4 separate regions of the Homo sapiens genome follow, and all the other regions are linked to region 1. The links are chromatin loops, found by intact Hi-C in ENCODE. Cell type or tissue: endothelial cell of umbilical vein. All regions are shown on one strand.

Evidence for each region. A loop is a pair of places that touch in the nucleus more often than their neighbours do. Peaks named below come from ENCODE experiments on the same cell type or tissue, not always from the same donor. Only the 100,000 strongest peaks of a DNase experiment are listed, where the experiment ranks them.
Region 2: a loop joins it to region 1, with 4 times the contacts of the local background. A loop is called at or near these places in 14 of 110 quality-filtered maps.
Region 3: it touches region 1 in a loop (2.3-fold over the local background); 11 of 110 quality-filtered maps call a loop at or near these places.
Region 4: a loop joins it to region 1, with 4 times the contacts of the local background. A loop is called at or near these places in 2 of 110 quality-filtered maps.

What each region holds. Positions count from the first base shown.
Region 1 is chr10:123,966,506-123,969,005 of GRCh38, reverse strand. LOC107984128 (a long non-coding RNA gene) reads left to right here and starts at 2,261. Exons shown (of 3, transcript XR_001747628.2): 1 at 2,261-2,500. RefSeq lists an enhancer at 2,388-2,500. In endothelial cell of umbilical vein, a CTCF peak has its summit at 1,137 (motif pointing right); a DNase peak (open chromatin) is centred at 1,155.
Region 2 is chr10:123,132,119-123,134,618 of GRCh38, reverse strand. No RefSeq gene overlaps it. Among named protein-coding and RNA genes, the nearest start is that of HMX3, 2.6 kb to the left of the region's middle. RefSeq lists a silencer at 1,143-1,232 and enhancers at 1,312-1,606, 1,673-1,782. In endothelial cell of umbilical vein, a CTCF peak has its summit at 1,465 (motif pointing left); a DNase peak (open chromatin) is centred at 1,418; H3K4me3 peaks cover 265 bases; H3K27me3 peaks cover 2,222 bases.
Region 3 is chr10:123,753,647-123,756,146 of GRCh38, reverse strand. CPXM2 (carboxypeptidase X, M14 family member 2) reads left to right here. Exons shown (of 14, transcript NM_198148.3): 13 at 1,385-1,484. Among named protein-coding and RNA genes, the nearest start is that of CPXM2-AS1, 22 kb to the left of the region's middle. In endothelial cell of umbilical vein, no CTCF peak of the experiment used is centred here; no DNase peak of the experiment used is centred here.
Region 4 is chr10:123,686,401-123,688,900 of GRCh38, reverse strand. It overlaps GPR26 (G protein-coupled receptor 26), which reads right to left. Exons shown (of 3, transcript NM_153442.4): 3 at 1-972. The coding sequence ends at 741. Among named protein-coding and RNA genes, the nearest start is that of GPR26, 21 kb to the right of the region's middle. In endothelial cell of umbilical vein, no CTCF peak of the experiment used is centred here; no DNase peak of the experiment used is centred here.

The DNA of each region.
Region 1 (2,500 bases):
GGGCTTTATTTGGGAGGTAGACCCCACAGGTTGTACTGAAGGTTGGATTAGGTGTGAGGGAAAGAGGACTCAAAAAGATGCCCTGGTTTGGACCTGAGTCATGGAGACAGGGAAGGCTCAGAGGGAAGCGGTGTGGATGGAAATGGCATTTCTCTTTTAGCTGGGTGAGTCTGGAGCACAGGAGGGATCTGGTCTGTGGGGAGAAACAGGAGGCAACTGCAGGTGGATGGCACTTTAATCCTTAGGAGTGGATGATACCAAGGAAGGGGAAAGTGTACCTGGAGCTGCAAAGAGACTAAGGCATCACCAAGCCATTCCCAGAAGTGATTAGATGACATTTGTTGTTATTTGGTGAATGGGGGCTGGACTCTCATATTAAGTCCTGTTATAGAAAAATAATACCTGTTTTGTCACCTGCTTTGTTCTGCAAAATTTGTTCTTACTACAGATGCTAGCACATGGTGGGTGTGAGCCCAGGGTCCTGGCCAGGTGAAAGCAAAATTAAACTTTCTACTGCAAATACTCAAATAACAGCAACGAACTGGAAGCCAGTCTGGCTGGAGGCTGGGATTTTATGGGTGATTAAGTTTGGGTCATTAAAAGATGCAAATCAGCTGGATTTATGATCCTCTATCACTGTCCTATGGGATCAGAGAGTCTGTTTTATGATAACTGCCAAAAGGCTTTGAAAAATACTAGACTGATTTAATGAAATTAGCAGAAGGGAAATAGACTGTTTTCTTAGCAGGATTGAAACTCCCCGTTCCGATTGTTGAGTGTTTCATTGAAGCCCTGAGTCAACCATTTGAGTATACTGGGGTAGAGGTGACCTGGATTCCAGCACTTTAACCTCCAGCCCCTAAACACTCTCCTCTCTGCCCCACTTCTGACAAAAATATGCTGCACACAAATTTTACACAATTTATGCCATGGTTTCCTTGACAGGCAGAACATACATGCAATCTTCTCGGTTTAAATACGTGGTTAGAATGAATGATGACTGTATCAGCAGCACTCTATAACTGATTTTGTGACGTGTCATTCCCAGTTTATTAGCGTGGGCTTCACGGGGGTATCTGAGAACTCAGAAGTCCACCTTTGCACGATGAGGCTGACGCCTGTGTTTGGTTCCCCGACACAGCCAGCAGGGGGCAGGCTGGACCTGGGAATGCACCGGAGCGGCTCCCCGGAGACCTGCAGTTTGCCGAGATGATCCCAAGGACGCCTGAGTCCTGAGTTCCTTCAAAGCCCCGTTCCCCACTGGCCCCTACCGGGACCCAGTTTTCTTCCCATCAGTGAGAAAAGTCTCTGGAATTCTCGGCCGGGTGGTCCAGTTCTCCCTTCCCCGCCAAAAGGGCCCTGGCCTGTTCCAGTAGCTTGTCCTGGCCAAGTTGTCCCTTGAGGGCTGGGGCTCTGGCTGGGGGGTCTGGCTTCTTCCCTCACGCTGCCCTTCAGGGCCAGCTCACTTGGTCACCGCAGCGCCTGTGTTTCAAACCAGCTCCAGGCCCGCTGAGCCCACCTGGCAGCCCTGGGCCCACCCTCCACTCTGGGTCCTGGTCCTACCTAGATAGCCTGGCCTCAACTCTTGGCTCTGCCATTTAGTAGCAACGTGACCTTGGTTCTCCACTTGGTAGTTTTGTCATCTGTAAAATGGGACTGAATGAGTTAATAATTAAGAAGTGCTTAGACGAAGGCCTAGTACGTAATCTGTGCGAGATGGATATAGATATATAAAATTTTCTTTAACTGTGGAATACTCTTATTCTACTTGAAATTTGCAGTGGCCCTCAGAATACTCTTTTATTCTGCTTGAAATTTGCAGTGGCCCTCAATCGGCAGAGGTGAGGAGGAGCCGCTGGAGCTGGGGTTGACCCACTTACCAATACTGAAACCAGGTTGTCAGCCCAGAGACAGAGCCGGCAACGCCGGCCCCTCCTAGATCCACTGGCTTCTCCTCCCAGCATATTTGGGCCGCGTTTTCTTTAAAGGAGATTTTCAGCTGTGAAGCTCTCACCCTAAATGTGCTGTGGAAGGAAAGAGGATTGAGTTTTCCTGTTGTTTCTTTCAAATGCTTAGAGGATGAGTTTCAGTCTCAGACTGGAAAAGCAAGGAAACCCTGAAACTGTATACAGATCCAGACCATTCCAGAAGCCCCTGGAGATATGCAAGGCGGCTGAGAGCTCCAGGGAGCCACAGAGCCCCCCTCACTGCTATTCCTGATGGCCCCGATGCAAGCAGTGGGCGCTCAGTGGGGGGATGGGGTGGGGGGACATGGGGCGGGTAGGCAGACACGCGATCCTCCACTTGGTTCTCAGCACAAGAAACTGGACTCTGAGCCCTACACCACACAAGGCTCTTTTGTCAGACTTCATGTCTGAGGCCAGGGTTTGCTCCCCCAGGTTCTGTGCAGGCCCCCACCTCCCCACCCCACCCCACTCCCCCTCCATCCTAGGCAGTCCATTCTTTCCAACCAAGACCACTGGAAGCAGCTCAAAGCAGC
Region 2 (2,500 bases), 830 kb after region 1:
GGCGTAGCTTCCTCCGCCGCGGCAAGCAGCGGCATCCGCTGCGCGTCTCGACGGCAGCGAAGTCCTTAGAGAACCACACTGGACCTTTGCAGAACGGCTTAGTGAAAGGACATTCCACTCCACTGGCTTTAAAAACAGCTCCCCGGTTCGCACGAGAAGCCCATGAGGCAGACATTTAAGACTCATGATTTAAGCATCAAGTAAATCAGAATTGTTTGTGAGGTCCCCTCCCGAGAGACAGCTTTCTTATCAGAGAAAGGTGACAAACTGGCCTCACCCTCTTCCACCCTGGTGAAGCTCCCGCACACGAGGGCTTTTTGGGATCCCTTCACCTCCCCACCGCTTTCTTTTTCGTTAGATTGAGCCTCGCCTAATTCAAGGCCGCCCTGCATTGGCAGACGTGATCGTGTGGGGTCCCCACTTGAGAGGTAGATTTTGTTTTTCGGTCCTGGGGCGTCAGACCCTCCCCCACCAAATCTCGACGGGCATATGTAATGTTTCTTTCTGCATTCATCTACAGCAGCGAACCCCATTTTTGCTTTGGAAATCTGGAAACGTAAATGGCGCTTCCATAAACAATTACTGTTATTACTCCCTTGAGTTTACACAGGGCTTTACTGGAATGCAAAACGCTACGCCATCCAAAATCTGGGTTGGAACGGATCACTGCCCTGAGACCCCAGCAGGGTGGGTCTCATACTTGGATTTTGTAAGTGGAAACCCGCGCCCAGAGAGGAGGAAACTGGGCCTAGGTCGCCCAATCGCTGCTGGATACCCAGAGGTCATTTTCCCCCAACCGCAGAAATAGCTCGATGCACGTAGGTCTATGAGGGTTGGGTGGGCACCGCCTGCACACAGCCTGCCACGCGGCCGAGTATGCGTGGAGAGACCCCGGCGTGTATGCCTGTGTGTTTTGGGAGCTTCGCCATTCAGCGCAGACGCATGCAAACTTGGCTAGAGTTCTGACGCACGAAAGTCGACTTTAAACTGGGAATGCTGAGGGTTCAGTCTGGGGAGGGGGACTCGTGGCTGATCACAACTCCAGCGCTAGACTCAGATGGGGAGGGGACAGGCCCAGTGTGGCGGGAGAAGAGTCCGGGACAGCCGCCCGCATCCCTGCTGTGCGGCTACCGGATCCCGGCTTTCCGGTTGTCGCCCCAAGTTCTCCGGTTGACTCCCCTCCCAGGGGCGCGCAGGGGCGCTGTTATGTGCTTGTGTTTGGCCCGGGAGAGGAGCTTCTCCAGTGTCAGCACTCTCAGCCCATCCTCTCAGTTTTAGGGATTGCTGGGCTTGAAAAGCGGGATGTATTGAGTAGATCTTTCCCTTCCCCTTCGAGAAAGCTGGTGGGAGTCGGGTCTGGGCGCGGACTCAGCCCTTTACTCGCCGTCTGGCGAGAGGTGTTGCCAGCGTTCTTGCGCTCACGACTCCATTCAAAGTCAGGCAGACAGCGCCCTCTATGGGACAGCCTCTGAACCAAGCCTGCAGGTTCCGCTGGAGAAACCGCTGTCCCGGCGCAGGACGTTTAAAAGCCATTGAGGTCTCGCCCTTCGCCGCCGCAGTTAGAAAACAAAAGCATTTTTTCTCTGGATCCCGGGAGAAGAAGTGGGTGAAATCGCCTTCAGATCTCTGCTGATCTCTACCTGGCCACGACAGGAAGTGGTCTCGCCTGCCTGTCATCCTCCTTCCCGCTTTTCCTGCCTGTTTTAGGGCCCATTCTGTGGTCCCCGTCTCGTTCTATCCTTTAGGTGCCGGTCCTAACCTCAGGCTAGGTGTTCTCCAGGAAGGACTCGGGGAGGGAAGGAGGGAACGGGCCTGCCTCATTCGTCTTCCCAGGACTCAGCGCCGCCGGCCGATCAGCGGACGAAACGCTTGTGCTCAGGAAATGCTTGTGCTCAGGAAACGCTTGTATTAATGCCTGAATGCCTGAGTGAGACGAATGAATGAATGGATGAATGAATGAATGGATTCACAGTTCCCTTACAGAGAATTGGCCCACTTGATTAGGGACCTTCAGATAGCCTGATCATACCCAAAAGCTGTTTTTAAAGAGTTTAATGAAATCTGAGATCTTTTGATGCTGCATTTTACAAAACCTAAAGGAGCCCAAGGAATAGGACCTTTGGGGGACCTTTCCCAGGCTAATCTCAGGCAGATGGGCTGTGAGAGCGGGTCTCTACACCACCCACCCTTGGGACAAGGAGCCAAGAGGGCAGAAGGGGACTGGAGAATGCCAGTGATTAACACCCAACTTTTACACAAAAGCATGAGGCCTGATACAGGAGTGCTTGGCATGGCATTCTCACCTGCCCCAGGCCCACCACACACACAAAGCACATACACGTTTGTGCACACACACAAGTCAGTAAGCAAGGCGCTTCCCAAAGGAGGGGAGCTTTCCATATTTTTCAGTACTTCATCTAAGAGAAGGCTGCTTCCTTCCCTCCATAGCCATACTACGGTCCTTCTCCTTGGAGCAGCTTCCTGGCACAGCCCACCTCCT
Region 3 (2,500 bases), 210 kb after region 1:
GTCAGAAGGCACATTCAGCCCATGGCTTTGGCTGGCACTTTTGGCTGCACTTCTGCACAGGGGGCAGAGGTTGGCACCAGGATTTAGCATCTGACTCTGTCCCATGATGGTCTTGGGATACCCAGCCCCCGGTGAGCTGCTCTGGCACAGAAGGGTGTGAGTCTGTTTTTCCTTCTTTGGGGAACCTCTCACTCAAGGAATTCCTGTTCCCACCCTGGAATTTTGTAAGAGAAGGCCCTTTTTCTTTTGCATCCCTGTAAAGAGAAAGACTTGACTGTAACAACCTGATCAGTCTTAAGTAATGATGCCATAGCCAAAGGGCCTCCTATGGATAAAATGCCCAGTCCTCGAAATATGCGTAAAGTCATTGGTAATGATGGAATGTCACCTTGGATTGGCACATCATTCTACAGGTGGGGAAACTGAGGCATAAGGTTTGAGTGCATCGCATGACACAAGTCATTGGAAGGGTCTATGCATGGAGTTGTCATCTATAGGAAGGTTTCTTTGAATTGTTTCTTTTCCCTCTGACTTTTAAGTCAGCAAGTCCCACAAAGTCAAAATAAATGTGCCTATAAAAATTAAATTTCAGTTTTTAGTAAATGTGTTTCTGTGAACCGTCTCAGATCCTAATATTTTTTAAGCCTCTGGACATTCTAATGGAAGACTTTCTGGTGCAAGAACCCAAAAGAAATGCAGAAGTTTACATTCCAAATCCACACAGAGCCAGGCAATCCTATAACTGGAGGACTCCTATTTTTCTAAGAGATAATTTAACTGGCTTTTTTCTCTTCTTTCCTCCTTTCTCCTTTCCCCTGCTTCCCACTTAGCCCTTTTTGAAATGCAAAATAACCTGTCACTTCCCCCTCAGCAGACATTCCCTGCAGGACAAGCTCATCTGTGCTCCAAGGCAGACCACCCACCTCCAGGGGCTGGCCTCAGAGGGCATGCCGAAAGCATGCCCATTGGCTACTTCTACAACTTATTTCTGCCCAGGAAGGTGCCAGCTCAACTATCTGGTAGATAAGACACCAGGCTAGCAGGGGGACCGCTGCCCTTGCTCACTAGCCCCCTCCCCTTATAAAAGTATCAGCTTTTTGCTCCAAAGGATAAGTGGCACATTTTAAAGCAGGATGCTTCCCTAATGCTAGCTTCAGAAATAAGTTCACTTTTCTTACATTAAGACCTCGCCCTTGTTAATTGAACCCAACAATGCAGTGAGCAATGAACTGCTTTTCGGTTCCAAGCCTTCTGAGCAAGACGTGGTGCTGTGTGAGTTCTTGGTGGGAACCGGCCAATGGTGGGTTGACAGCCCACTCTGTTGTGCCGGTTGTGTCCAGAGCTGGTCGGTGACCTCACCCTGTGTCTCATGTTTGCTGAGCAGGTTCATCGTGGCATTAAAGGCTTGGTGAGAGATTCACATGGAAAAGGAATCCCAAACGCCATTATCTCCGTAGAAGGCATTAACCATGACATCCGAACAGGTAACTGCAAATGTGTGCAGACTGTCTCTTGGTAAGAAATACCCATTTTTTTAGGCATTTTACTTGGGTTACAATCATGAAATGACTGCCAGAAATGTCTTACTCAGAGCCAAATTACAGTCTCCTTCCTCTAAATTTCCCACTTTTCAAGAGACCCTTGGAAGGGAGGTTTTCAGCCTGTGCTTGCTGGTTGCTCGCTGTCCCTTTCACAGGATGGCTGTGCAGCCACCAGCTGGCCTCCAGGCACAGTGGAAGTTTCTAAGGAGTTGAGGAAGCAGCTCTGTCTCCATGGAGTTGTTGCATCTGCAGGCAGCTTAGCTCTCAGACCAGGTGGAATGTGGCCTGTGTCCATGAGTGCAGAGGGGCCAGGGAGCGAGGGAGCCAGGCTGCTCCGGAGAGGGAGAAGCTGTAGACTGGGTGACTTGTGGAGGAGTGGAGAGTTTGAAGGGACCAGCAGCAAGAGGACAGCTGGAGGGGTGGGTTGGGACTGGCCAGAGAGGATGCACTTTTTCCATTAAAGCACAGGAAATCACTGAGCGTGATGTCTTAGGAAGACTCAGGTGTCTGTAATGTGAAGGGTAGGATAAGAATAACAGTAACAATAAACGTGGGCATCTCCTATATGCCACTCTCTTAATAGCTTTCTTGTATTAGCTCTGTCATTTAACTCCATCATTCCTCACATAAATTGTATTTTCTTGATGCTGTCATTAGATGAAATGCTTCAGGGAGACTCAGCTCCCACTCACTGGAAGGGATGAGTGTCTCATGGTGTTAACTAGTCAGGGTTAGTACGCGTGATTCCCTTTTGAATGGAGGGTACAAAATTCTAGGAACTTGGATAATCTGAGGGTCAGAGGATGATCTCTAAAAGGCAGTGCTGACATCTTATTCCAACTCTCTTTGCTGTGGAAGAAAAGAAATTGTAAGACCCAGGGTTTTATAAACCAAATATGAAGTGGCCGTACCACGTCAGGACAGCAGAAGGCTGCCCCTGGATCACTCAGCAACAGCAG
Region 4 (2,500 bases), 280 kb after region 1:
TACATGTAGGACCAGCCTATTTAAACCATTTTCATGCTAAGATTGTCTGCACACACAAACATTCGCTTTTAGGGGGAAGGAGAGGACTAAAGTTGAATCCAATTGACCATTTCTAAGACAACTGGTCAGCAGCAATTGGGCAGCCACTAGTTGTGAAACATTTTCCCTCAGGCACAGAGCCCAAGAGTCCCAGCTGGGCACAATGTCGTTAGTACCAGCTGAATAATATTTGGGTTGAAGCAGCCACCACTACCCTGTGGAGACGAGGTGCCATGTTAGATCCGGGCCAAATGACCACTGCCAGCCTCCCTTTCAGCATGGCTGAAATGTCCCCTGGAGACTGTCACTTTTCTTCAGCATGGAGCAGCGTCCAGTGGTCAGCAGGCAGGTGGACACCATGCTTCCCACCTACCACCAGCTCTCTGCATCCTTGACAGTGACAGAACTGAGTGTCATCCCCCAGGGAGCCTCAGGTGAGTCCAGGAGCTCAAAGCAGCTTCTTAGAAAGAAAGGCCAGCACACGGCCTACAGTCATCCTTTGGTGACAAATAAGGAGTGTCCAATATCTGCCCTTGAGGAACCAGGAAGCAGGCTCTGGAGCCCCTACAAGCCAGGGAACCAGGATCACTGGGCATGCCAGGGACTGGTGGCTGGTGGTGTCCACCCAGGGGCCCCCACGCCCTCCCACCCTTCTTCTCACCGCTGCCTCATTCTAAACTCTTCAGCAGGAGCGCGGTCCTTCACTCAGACACCGGCAGAATGTTCTGGCTGTGAGAGTCGCCTGTGAGGCCAGAGGAGTGGATGGAGCGTCTGTGCAGGAGCCTGTTCAGAATCTCCTTGCAGCTTTTGCGGTACTGGTGTCGCAGTAAGGAGTACACAAAGGGGTCGGATGCGGCCTTGCTGTACGCCAAGCACTTGGACAGCACCCCCCAGTGGGAGCCGATGGGCACCGTGGAGAAGAGCTCCACTAGCCTGTGGAGAGACAGGGAAGCTGTTAATGAGGACATAGCTAAGCACCGCTGGGAGTGGCCATGGGCCAGGGCCTGTCTGTGCCCTGCAGACCACGGTTTCGCAGCCCAACCCTCAATTTATCTGAGACTGCCTCCTCAAATAACAATAACAGTTTACACCAATGATGATGATGGTGAACATTCATCAGGCTGTATTTTATTCTACACACTGTGTTAAGCACTTTCCATATGTGGTTTTGCTGAGCCCTGGGAGATATGACCATCTCTGTTTTACATGCAAGGAAACAGATGTCCCAGGAGGTTAGATACTTTGCCCAAGGTCACATGGCCAGTAATTGTAAAGGCAGAATTTGAACCTAGGTCCGTCTGACTCTGAAATCCAAGCTGCACTGAGAACCCAGCTATTAGCTAATAGCTGGCTGTCTTGGCTTTGGCGCCAACTCTGCTGCTGACTTGTCATATGGTCCTGGGCATCTCTGTTCACTCCTTGGACCTGCATGTCTCATGTGAAAAACAAAAAGGTGGGACAATATCGTCTCAATGATCTTTTAACTAGAAGAGTCTGGTCCCATTGTTTGCTTCCGATCCTGGCTCTGTGTTCCTAAGGAAGTTGCATGGAAGGAAGGGCTCAGAACAATTTTGAAAACATTTTGCAAAGCTCAAAGTATGTCATGCACAGGAAAGAATGCTGGCAAGGAAGGCCTCTTCCCTGGGTTCGGATCCTGGTGGTCTTTGACAATAGCCGCGGTCAGGTGATCCTAAAGGGACCTTCATTCTTTGGGGGAGGGCAAGGAAAGACACAGCCCATGTATCTTAGAGTCCTCTCGGTGCCACCAGACAGCTCCAGGCAAGGGTGCTAATACCATGTTATGAGGTCAGGGAAAGCCTTCAACAGAATTCTACCCTCCACCCAAATCAGGCCATTTACTCTCTCAAGTGTGTCCAGCACCCTTGGCCATATTTGGACATTATCCAGCATTAACATGAAATAGAAAAGACCCACAGAGCTGGGAGAGAGTCTGGAGATCATATAACACTGTCTCCTCCACCCACTGTCATATGAAAAAATTGAGGCCCAGAGAGGGAAAGGGGTTGCCAGATATCACACAGCAAGTCAGTGGCCATGGAAGGTGCAGCACCTGTACTCCCCTCTGACTGGGGGTCTAGTACCTGTATTCTACCTGGAGTACCTGCAGATAGAAGGCGGTGGTGGCTCTCAGCTTGGGGATCTGGCCAGGTGAGGACCCAGGTACAGAAAGAACTGAGCTTGAGCTGGAACTCAGTGCTTCTATCTTTAATTGGTTATACTTAAGCCTTCTTTGGGCTGTAGAGCTGGCGAAGAGGAGGAGGAGGAAGCTGGTGGAGTGTGATTCTCCACAGAAATGCCCCTTTCTGGAACAGGCTCTCAAGGAGTCCACTCTGAGGACCCTCTAGTTAGCATCCCATTTTCAGCACCACTGTCTACCTTTGCCCTCTGACCCTGTGGGGGACTGTGGCTATGTCTCCTCTCATATGCTTGGGAGCCTGAA